Linked DNA regions of Homo sapiens: region 2 is linked to region 1. Evidence: chromatin contacts called from ENCODE Hi-C or POLR2A ChIA-PET data. All regions are on one chromosome and are shown on one strand. Each heading gives the region's core, a stretch centred on a gene start or an enhancer-like site at or near the end of the contact. The rest is flanking DNA. Distances are from core to core; before and after follow the strand shown.

Region 1 (4,979 bases), core at 1,531-4,030:
TGAGATGGGGGTCTTGCTATGTTGCCTAGGCCAGACTTGAACTCCTGGGCTCAAATGATCCTTCTGCTTCAGTCTCCTGAGTAGCTGGGACTACAGGTGAGCACCACCATGCCTGTCTTTTTTAGAAAAACAAATTTAAGGTTGAAGCCAGAAAAGCCAGATTTTCAGCCTGCCAGCTACGCGTTTGCAATTTTGGTCTATACAATTTGAGTAGAGACTGGAGCAGCAATCCTGTCTGAACTCCTACAGTGCTTATAGCCTGTGTCGCATCATTAGCTCTTAGCTACTCTTTGTCTTGCTATTCATTAGTTTGTAAATCATTTTTCCTAATTAGATGGGACATAGAACAGGTGAGAAATCATGTCTTAAACTTTGTGTACCTTAAAGGTGCACAATAGGTTTTCAGTATATACTAGGATAAAGACTAATTGATTGGCTGATTACTCAGAACTATCACTTTCTCCTTTGATTTTGGAGGAGCAGGTCTGGGGAATTCATTATTTTACCTCACCATTTCAGTTTTCCCCTCTTTACAAAGAGCTCGGGATTCATCAATCTCCATTAAACTTCAAAATGAAATAGTCCACATAAGTCAGAGATGCAAAACCCACTGTATTAATTAGGACTTTTCTAATTGCAAGTAATAGGAAACCCAAATTCAAACTGCCTTGGGTAAGACATAATTTACTGATTCCTATAGCTAAAACCTGCAGAGGTCAGGATGATGTCAGGCATGACTGAATTCAGGAACTCAGGCAATGTCATTGGAACTTGATCTGTCTTTCCCTCCGTGGCTTGGCTCTACTTTTCCTCCCATTAGCTTCACTCTCAGTAGTTCCCTTTCACGTGGGGCTTCTGGCAGCTTCTCTTTCCAGCAGATCCACAAAATTCCCAGTCTTGTGAGATTTTCTTGGGATATGTGACGATCTCTCAATCAGCCCATTGACTAGGGCTGGGCGTGTTAATCAGGACTTTTCTAGTTGTGATAGGAAACTTAAATTCAAACTGCCTTAGGCTGAGTCACTTGTCTGTCCCTAAGAGCCAGTGGTAAATCAGCTCCATCCAGCATCCAATGTCTGCATAAAGGACCCAGTTTATGGCTTCTCCCTCTAGCCACTCCCAGAGGCAGTGACTACGTAGAGGGGCCTAGTAGGGAGTATGTGGCGGAAGGGAGGCCTTGAAGCTGTGTTCTTATAGCGTCCTATATGAAACTGAAAAGCATCAATAGCAAATAACAGAGAAGATCTAATGGAGATTATAGAGAGGTAGAGGGGACTAAAGGCCTCCCAAGTCACCCCTTGGTGCCACCCCTGTAACATATTTAATTTGTGGGGGAAGCAAAGGCCCAGTAGGACTGCTGGTGGCCCAGCCACAGTCCAAAACAGGCCCTAGAGAGGACGCGCTCTAACCACACACCCTAATTATTAGTCCCTGAATATAGATCAGTTTAGTTTATCCAAAGCCCCAGCTGAAGACACATCAAGTACTATTGCCTCTGTTCCATGTTTTGTTCCATATAAACATCCAGACACAGGTCTCATGGGAGAAACATCATGAGGCAGTTTCACAGTCCCTGGCTTTGATCTTTACGCTGTAGTAAAGGTGTCATTGGCCTTTCTGGGGCGAAGAGTCATGCTCTTCCACAAGAGTATCAAATTACTGCTCATTTTCCAATGTATATTCTTTCAGGGCCTTGCTTTCTTCTTACCTGCCCACACCAATGCTGTGAGGGAGACTGCTGATGGCGAAGGTGAAAATGGTCAGGCAATGTCATTGGGACTTGGTCTGTCTCTCCTTCCATTAGCCCACTTCTTTTATCCAGAAAGATTTCACTGCACTGGGGAAATAAGGAGAATAAAGTCTCATGCACTCACTCACATGAGAGAGACATGCATGTTCGGGTTTGCTCAATGGCACCCATCTGTCTCAAGTCTTGTTGTTTCTTTCACTCTGAGCATCTGCACTCCAAGAAGGCATGAACTTTTTCTTTCACTTCCTTTCTTCTATGGGTGATGACCTGACATCACTCTCAGAAGGAGGCCGAAAGTCGCTGAGTATAAAAATCGTCACTCCTATCTGGCTTAGGCAGAAGGTAGGGGGCTCGATGGGTACCCAGGAGCTCTGGAGGTAGGAGATGCCATCTAGGGAACCCCGTTCTACCTGAGGGCTCTGTGTCTCTGCCTTTGTATACTGGAGGGCACCATGGATGTCGCCTTCCCTCTGGAGTCCCCTTCACCATTTCCTCTCTAGAAGGATGGAAGGTGGGAGTGGGGTTGGCTATTGAAGCTGGAACGGGGAAGAAGGCCACTTGGGGTCTGCTGAGGGCTGGGTCTGCTCACTGCTGTGTCCGGAGTGGAAAGGAGAAGCCCGCTGGAGCAGGGTACAAGCCCAAGGGTCAAACTGCGCCAGCAGTAGAGCAAGCCGCGGTCTCAGGCTGCAGCCCTAGCAGAGGTCAGGCTGGTGCAGCCAGCCGTCTCGGGGCCTAAGGGCGCTGGCGGGGGCCGGTGGGTAGGGGTAGGAGTCCCCAAATGCCTTCATCTCAGCCCATCCTTCTCCACCGAAAAATAAAGCAGGCTGGCGAGATCGCCTCCTCACCCGCTCAGTCCTGAAGTGTCCAAGGATGAAACTGTGCGGAAATTCTCCCTGTCGCTCTCAGTTTGTGGGGGAAGCGCCGGGACTGAGGTACATGGTTAACACAGGCTGTGCGTGAAGGGGCTTTTGACTTTTCCCCCGGCTCCGGCCTCTCGCGTCTCTCTCCTAGGGCTGCGGCTGCTGCTGCCTGGCGGGCACAAGCCGGGCGGCGGTGCGCGGGGGGTGCGCTTACATAACCGCTCGCCGCGTCCTGCTTTCTCGAGCGCTCCTGCACCGTGGGGTGGCGGAGCCGGGGGACTGCATGGAACCCGGGACGCCCCCGCGGGGAGAGGAGCGCGAGCGGCCGCGGGAGGAGGGCGCCCAAGGCGGCGGGGGAGGTTAAGGTCAGTGGGTGTGAAGCGCCGGCTCCACACCCCCTCCTCCCCGGTCCCCTCCTTCCCTTCCTCTCCGTCCCCCTCTGACGTCTGGAGCTGGCAGCTCGGCCGGTTCCGCATTCCCGACCCCTCCCCGCCGCCCAGGGGCCGCTATATAGCCGGGGCTGATGCAACCCGTCCCGCCGCCCGCCACAGCCTGCGGGAGGGACGCTCGGCGGCCGCGACGGGGGGCGCTGGCGGCGGCGGACGCTGCAGCGGCGGCGGGGCTGGCGCCGCGGCGGCTCCCGGGCCGGGACAGGCCTGGGCACCGGGCGGAGCTCCGCGGCCGGGCGGCAGCGGCGCGGAGCGGGCACGGCGCCTGCAGCCGGGCCCCGGCCCCGGGGGCGCCGCCTCCCCCCGCACCTTCTGCACGGTGGGTGCGAGGGCGCGCGCTGGGGGCGCCGGGACGGGCGGGGCGGGGCAGGGCGCGGCGCGGGCACCTGGGACGGCCGCCCCCGCACGGGCGGAGCGCGAGGAGCCCCAGCCCAGCCCCGCGGGGAGGCTCCCGCAGCCCAGGGACCTCGAGCTTTCCCCGCGCCGGGCGCTGCAGCCGGGCCCCTCCCGCGAGGCGCCCGGCAGCCTGAGGCTTCCTTTTGGTTCCCGCCCCGGGACGGGAGGCTCCGTCCGCTCCCTGGACAGCCGGGGTGCTCCCTCCTTCTCCCTCCCGCGCTCTCCTCCCCCGTCCGTTTGCAGGGAGGTGCTCTCCTCGGGCGGCGGGGAAGGCGGGGTGAGTGGGGAGAAAAGTGCCCGCGGAGATGGGCTGTGCGGGTGGAGGTGGAGGGTGAAGGGCCAGGGAGGTGCGGGGTTGGGGTCGGGGTTAGATTGTGGAGGGATGACAAGGACCTCCTGGCAGTGAGGAAGCGCGACTCCCGGAGGACCCGGACCCGGAGGAGAGTATTGAGAAGGGCTCGGGATTTCCATCCAATGAAGGCAGCTTCTCTCATGGCCATTGCTTCGGAGCTCTGGGCTGGGAGGGGATCTAGGGGTGGCCGGGGTCCCCTTTGGGCTCTCCTGTCTCCCACGCCAGGTTATATAAGGAGGCAAGCAGGCTCCTGTAGGTAACCAGCCTCTCCCTTGCCCAGCCCAGCTTAGAAGGCTCTCCTCTGCTCCTCCCTTCAAAGGAGGTTGTCGAGGGGTAGGGGTGCAGTGGGGGGTGGGAGAGTGTAGGGGTGGATTGGGCCTTCCACCTGGATCCCTGGACCCTGGGATGGCAGAGCCAGGCTTTGCCTGGGTCAGTAGGAGGAGCAGGGAAGATGAGGAGGCTGGGGAAGATGGGGAGGTCCTGGCTCTTTTGCAGGGATGGAGAGGCTGGTGGAAGGAGAAATCAGCCGACCCCCTTGGGTCATCTCCAGTTGCAAGATGGCGTGGCCCTTGCCCAGGGTGCTGCCCTCCCTGTTGGAATCCAGGGCATGGGGCTATGGCCCGACCACGTGTGCTCAGGGCAAATGTGCTCAGGTCTATATCTCAGAAAGGGCTTGCAGCCTGCTTAGGCGTGTGTACCCAGGCTTAAATCTTGGTGGTCTCTCCCTAGGGTCTTAATTGGAGGAGCATCAGGAATTGGGAAGCTTTGAACCATGTTTGGGTACATTTGTACCCAAACGTCCTTTAAGCCCTTGGTAGAAACTGCATTCGCGTATCATCTCCCTTCCCCCCAACCTTCCTTCCCTGAGGGTTTTAAAAAACACTTCCCATTGCTTTTACCTTTCCAGCAAATCTGGCTGCAGCTTGGATGGATAGCTTATCTTCCTTTGCAGGTTTCTAGGGGAGAGTTTAACCAGGTATCAGGTGTGAGCATGGCTCTGATTTTGTATAAACCTGAGGATCGAGGAAGAGAAGCAAAATCTATTCTCACACCTCTGGGTGGTTAAGGTTTTGCCTTGTTTAGAGCAGGGAGGATGGATTTCTCAAAGACTCTTCTGTTCCCTTCTACTTTGGCTTTGGTTCAGAGCTGCAGGCAGCTCCAGAATCTTCCTG
Region 2 (4,979 bases), core at 763-3,262, 150 kb after region 1:
GAAAAGAAGCAGTGAGAGGTCTCAGAAGGCCTTCTAAAAGAACAGAGTTCTGTGCTCCCTGGAGAATGATGGGAAACACAGGAGGAATAGTGACAATACGAGATGTTAAATTACTGTAGAAATTCTTAGATCTGAGTCTGAACTCCCTCTCCAAATATTCCATTATAATCCAAGACTCTATAGTTTCTACCAAAAAGTAGGTGCCTTCAAGCAGGGAGTGATCATTTGAATCTAGTTCTCTCCTGGGAATCAGTGGTTCTAACTTGGCTGCACGTTTGGATGACCAGCGGAGCTTGTGACATGCAGATGTTCAGGTCCACCCTCGGAGATCGCTAAATGGGGTGTTGCCCGAACACTTGGGATATTAAGAGTTTCTTCATATGATTCTAATGTGCAGACAAAATGGAGAGCCACTTCCCAGAGCTTCAAGTTATTCATTTTCTGGTCTGAAGTTTAACAAAGAAAAAAAAAATAAAGAAGCAGTGATGCCCAGTAGCTCTCAAAATTTAATGTGTAAACAAATGAATCTCCTGGGCATCTTGTTAAAATGCAGCTTTCAATTCAGTGGGTCTAGGTTGGGCCTGACAACCTTCTTGGTTGTTTTGTGGTTGCCGTTTTGTTTTTTAAGGCCTTAACACTGGAGGGGATTCTGGCCTTCTAAAAAGCTCCCACAGGTGCCCACGCTGCTAACCACAGACTGTGCTTGAATAGCTAGGCTACAGCTTGAATGATTACAGACTTGAACGAGAATTATGGCTCTTCTTGCCAGCTGGGACCTTCAGAAAGAAGTTACTTCACTTCTCTGAGTCTGGGTTTTCTTGTCTATAAAATTTAGGCCAGCAATAGTAACTTTATCACAGAATTCTTGTGATGCATAAATGAGCTAATGCATTCAATTTGTTTAGCACTGTACAACAAATGTTAGCTTTTTGCTAGGATAGCCAGCATTCGCGGAATGCTTACTATGTGGCAGGAATTTTCTAAGTGCATTCGTGTATTAATTCATTCAAGTCTCAGAACAACACGGTGAGGTAGGTACTATTATTTCATCATTTCCATTTTACAGATGAAGAAACTGAAGCGCAGAGAGGTGGAGTTCCTTGGTCTACAGTGGCACCTCATTGTAGCTAAGCTGGTGTTTGAACTCAGGGAGAATTTGGGCTCCTTACCAGGATCCCTCGCCAAGGACAGAGGTCAGTGCAACGAGTCGAGGGTTTGCCCTTTGAAATGGGCTAGGACCGGCAGGTGGCAGACTAGGGCTGCTTGAGTTCAAAGACCGCTTCCAAGACCAAGCCCGGAGCCAGCTCTGTGCTAAGCGTTCCATCACACAACCGCGGACAGCTTCTTCGGCTTCTTCAAACTCTCCTTTCCCTCCCCCGCACCCTAGGGTCTTCGCCCAGAATCCATCAGGAAAAATAGCCCCACATAACAGGTTCAAATCTAACCTCCCCAAGACAAAACCACGTCCGCAGGGAAAGAAGCGAGTAAAGCGAGTTTTCTGTAACTCCCCTTTAACCCAGGAGCGCAACCAGCCCGGGAAATCTACAAATCTCTCTTTAGTTCAGCAAAGGGCTGGGAGCCTAAGCCAAGGGGGAGAAAGTTGGGGAATCCCTCTTGAATTCCCCAGAACACTTAGGTGGCGCCGGGCTTTGGTGCACGCGCGCAGGGCATGCGGACAGGCACCGGAGAGGCTCTATTTTGGGCATTACTTCGGGAAGGCGGATCTTCTTGCAGGGTCCGCTGATAGCGGGTGGCAAATGAATATGAGGGGCAGTGCAAAGGGTGGGGGTTAACCGGGCGGTTTCCATGGCGCCCGGGGCGTGGGGGAGGAATGCATCCCGCAAGCTGTGGCGAAACAACTGCTCTGCCCGGAGGACCGGGCTCGAGAAGGCAAGAGACACTGGGTCGGGGGTGGAGTGGTGGCGGGGGGGTTGGGGGCGGAAGAAGCCAGGCAGGACGGGGGCGGGGCGGTCACGTGTGCCCGACTGGGCGAGGCCCCAAGCTGGCCCGGGAGAGGACTCTGCGGGCGAAGTGGCTGCGCAAGGAGAGAACTTTTCCTGCACAAGGAACGCCTCGTGGGGAGACCCAAGGCAGGAGCGGTCCGGAGCCGGCTGCGGCGTGTGCGGCCGGCCTTGGGACAGCGATCGCCGCGGGTGGCAACAGAGAGCCCCAAGCAAAAGTGGGAGCAGGAGCTTGGAGGTGAGCACAGGAAGCCCCACTTGAGGCTTTTACGCAGCCTCTAGTCTCTGTTTCTTCTGGAATAGGCAAGTGTCCTTTCAACTCTAAGAGACCAGCAGAGGCCACTGTCCCTTAAGACTGCCGGAGTCCTCACCACTTCTCCAGGATTCCAGAGGAGACTGTGGCGATGGTGAATGAAGGTCCCAACCAGGAAGAGAGCGATGACACCCCTGTGCCGGAGTCCGCACTCCAAGCGGACCCCAGCGTCTCGGTCCATCCCAGCGTCTCGGTCCATCCCAGCGTCTCCATCAACCCCAGCGTCTCTGTCCACCCCAGCAGTTCGGCCCACCCCAGTGCCTTAGCCCAACCCAGTGGCTTGGCTCACCCCAGTAGCTCGGGCCCTGAGGACCTCAGCGTGATCAAGGTGAGCAGGCGCCGTTGGGCCGTGGTCCTGGTGTTTAGCTGCTACTCCATGTGCAACTCCTTTCAGTGGATCCAGTACGGCTCCATCAATAACATCTTCATGCACTTCTACGGTGTCAGTGCCTTTGCCATTGACTGGCTGTCCATGTGCTACATGCTGACTTACATCCCTCTGCTCCTGCCAGTGGCTTGGCTGCTGGAGAAGTTCGGCCTGCGCACCATTGCTCTCACTGGCTCGGCTCTCAACTGCCTGGGGGCCTGGGTGAAGCTGGGCAGCCTGAAGCCGCATCTCTTTCCGGTCACCGTGGTGGGCCAGCTCATCTGCTCTGTGGCCCAGGTTTTCATCCTGGGCATGCCCTCCCGCATCGCTTCCGTCTGGTTCGGGGCTAATGAGGTTTCAACAGCCTGCTCCGTGGCTGTCTTTGGCAATCAGGTAGGTAGAACAGTTTGTGAATGTTCCCAGGGGCGTGTGTTAGATTGCACCTAACTATTGGGTGTGGTAGGCTATAATTTGCTGATTGTCCAACAGTGTTTGTGACTCTGGGTGACAGTAACTGGGTGTGACAGGCAGTGATTGTGATGCTGTAAGAGAGGCGGGAAACAAAAGCAGGGGGACCTGCTCTTTCATCCACAGTTGCTCTTGCCCCAGCCAAAAGCATGCTTCTAGAACATACTATACCTTCGCTGTGTCGTTCTCGAACCTGTGTCAGTCCACCAACTTAGACCTGTAATTTCAGGAATGCTCTTCTGTCTGGCAGCAGCCCCTGGGCATCAGACTATTCTGGTGTCATCAGAACTTGGCAGTGCTTTCAGTTGGACCAACCAGCTTTCCTAGAGTGCAGTATCTCCTCTACTGCATAGAATTGCAAAGCCATGCCTGGTGGTGTTTGGCACTGCTTTTACCTTGTTTTACACACAGCTGAAGCCAGGACAGTGGGAGCAGTGCTTTGTGCCAAACTCCTTGCCTGGGATTTAGAGCCAAGTCCAGCAGGATGGAGTAGAAATCTCACTCTGAGTTTCCATGGCCTAGAAAGGGTAGTTCATGTCTTAATCTTTTTCTCTTTCTTTCTTATTGGAAGGAGAAGCTCAAATTCTTTGCATCTCAATGTGGTTATGATCCAGAAAGCTGGGCAGGTTGTGAACCTGAATGCCGTCTCCAAATACTCGAAGCAAATATTTATGGGAATATTTAAAGCAAACGTCCTTTAGCCAGACCACTGCCTCCCAGTCTCGCATCTTTCCAAGCACGTACAGTCCTGGCTGTGTGTTTAACAAAGGATTGGTAATCCTGTCTCACACGTCCATGTGAAGAGACCACCAAACAGGCTTTGTGTGAGCAACAAGGCTGTTTATTTCACCTGGGTGTAAGCAGGCTGAGTCTGAAAAAGGAGTCAGCAAAGGGTGGTGGATTATCATCAGTTCTTATAGGTTTTGGGATAGGTGGTGGAGTTAGGAGCAATGTTTTTCAGACAGGGTGGATCTCAAAGTACATTCTCAAGGGTGGGGAGAATTACAAAGAGCCTTCTTAAGGGTGGGGGAAATTACAAAGTACATTGATCAATTAGGGTGGGGCGAAACAAATCACAATGGTGGAATGAAATCAGTTAAGGCTATTTTCACTTTTTTTGTGGATCTTCAGTTGCTTCAGGCAATCTGGATTGCCTGAAGCATGCAGGTCACAGGGGATAGGATGGCTTAGCTTGGGCTCAGAGGCCTGACATTCCTGTCTTCTTATATTAATAAGAAAAGCAAAACAAAATAGTGAAGTGTTGGAGCAGCGAAAAATTTTGGGGGTGGTATGGAGAGATAATGGGAGATGTTTCTCAGGACTGCTTCGAGCGGGATTAGGGGCAGCGTGGGAACCTACAGTGGGAGAGACTCAGCTGAAGAACGGTTTTGGGGTAAGGGGTGATACTGTGGGGTTGTTAGAAGAAACATTGGTCGTATAGAATGATTGGTGATGGCCTGGATGCGGTTTTGTATGAATTGAGAAACTAAACGGAAGACACAAGGTCTGAAAAAGAGAAGGAGAAAAACAGGTATTAAAGGACTAAGAATTGGGAGGACCTAGGACATCTAATTAGAGAGTGTCCAAAGGGGTCCAAGGGGATTTAGCATAATTACTTGTTTGTTTGGTGAGTTTTTGGGCTCTATTCTTGACAGAGTCCTCTTTTTTAAGTTTGAAGCTGAGCTTGGTGAGGTGTGTTTTTAAAAGACCGTTAGTCCATTCTACCTTTCTTGAAGATTGAGGACGGTAAGGGGTATGAAGGTTTTACTGAATACCAAGAGCCTGAGAAACTGCTTGGGTGATTCCACTAGTAAAGGCTGGTCCGTTATTGGACTGTATAGAGGTGGGAAGGCCAAACTGAGGAATTATG

What was found. A loop is a pair of places that touch in the nucleus more often than their neighbours do. ChIA-PET counts read pairs that join two places held with the same protein, here RNA polymerase II (POLR2A). Pooled maps may share reads with other maps.
Region 2: a loop to region 1 is called in a pooled map, with 2.2 times the contacts of the local background. The contact joins the promoter of FLVCR2 here to the promoter of JDP2-AS1 in region 1. A Hi-C loop is called at or near these places in 5 of 168 maps with a recorded cell type or tissue (MCF 10A, PC-9, endothelial cell of umbilical vein and 2 more), 10 of 37 single-sample maps with no recorded cell type and 14 of 50 pooled maps. POLR2A ChIA-PET finds 5 or more read pairs at or near these places in 2 of 52 experiments (MCF 10A and OCI-LY7).

What each region holds. Positions count from the first base shown.
Region 1 is chr14:75,424,875-75,429,853 of GRCh38, forward strand. JDP2-AS1 (JDP2 antisense RNA 1) reads right to left here and starts at 2,781. Exons shown (of 2, transcript NR_184172.1): 1 at 2,596-2,781; 2 at 1-1,837. It overlaps JDP2 (Jun dimerization protein 2), which reads left to right and starts at 3,148. Exons shown (of 4, transcript NM_001135048.2): 1 at 3,148-3,378. RefSeq lists enhancers at 1,917-2,016, 2,267-2,596, 2,617-2,676, 2,644-3,201 and silencers at 2,867-3,136, 3,387-3,566, 3,627-3,796.
Region 2 is chr14:75,576,608-75,581,586 of GRCh38, forward strand. It overlaps FLVCR2 (FLVCR choline and putative heme transporter 2), which reads left to right and starts at 2,013. Exons shown (of 10, transcript NM_017791.3): 1 at 2,013-3,034. The coding sequence starts at 2,366. It overlaps FLVCR2-AS1 (FLVCR2 antisense RNA 1), which reads right to left and starts at 2,981. Exons shown (of 3, transcript NR_110552.1): 1 at 1,170-2,981. RefSeq lists an enhancer at 1,119-1,178 and a silencer at 1,889-1,958.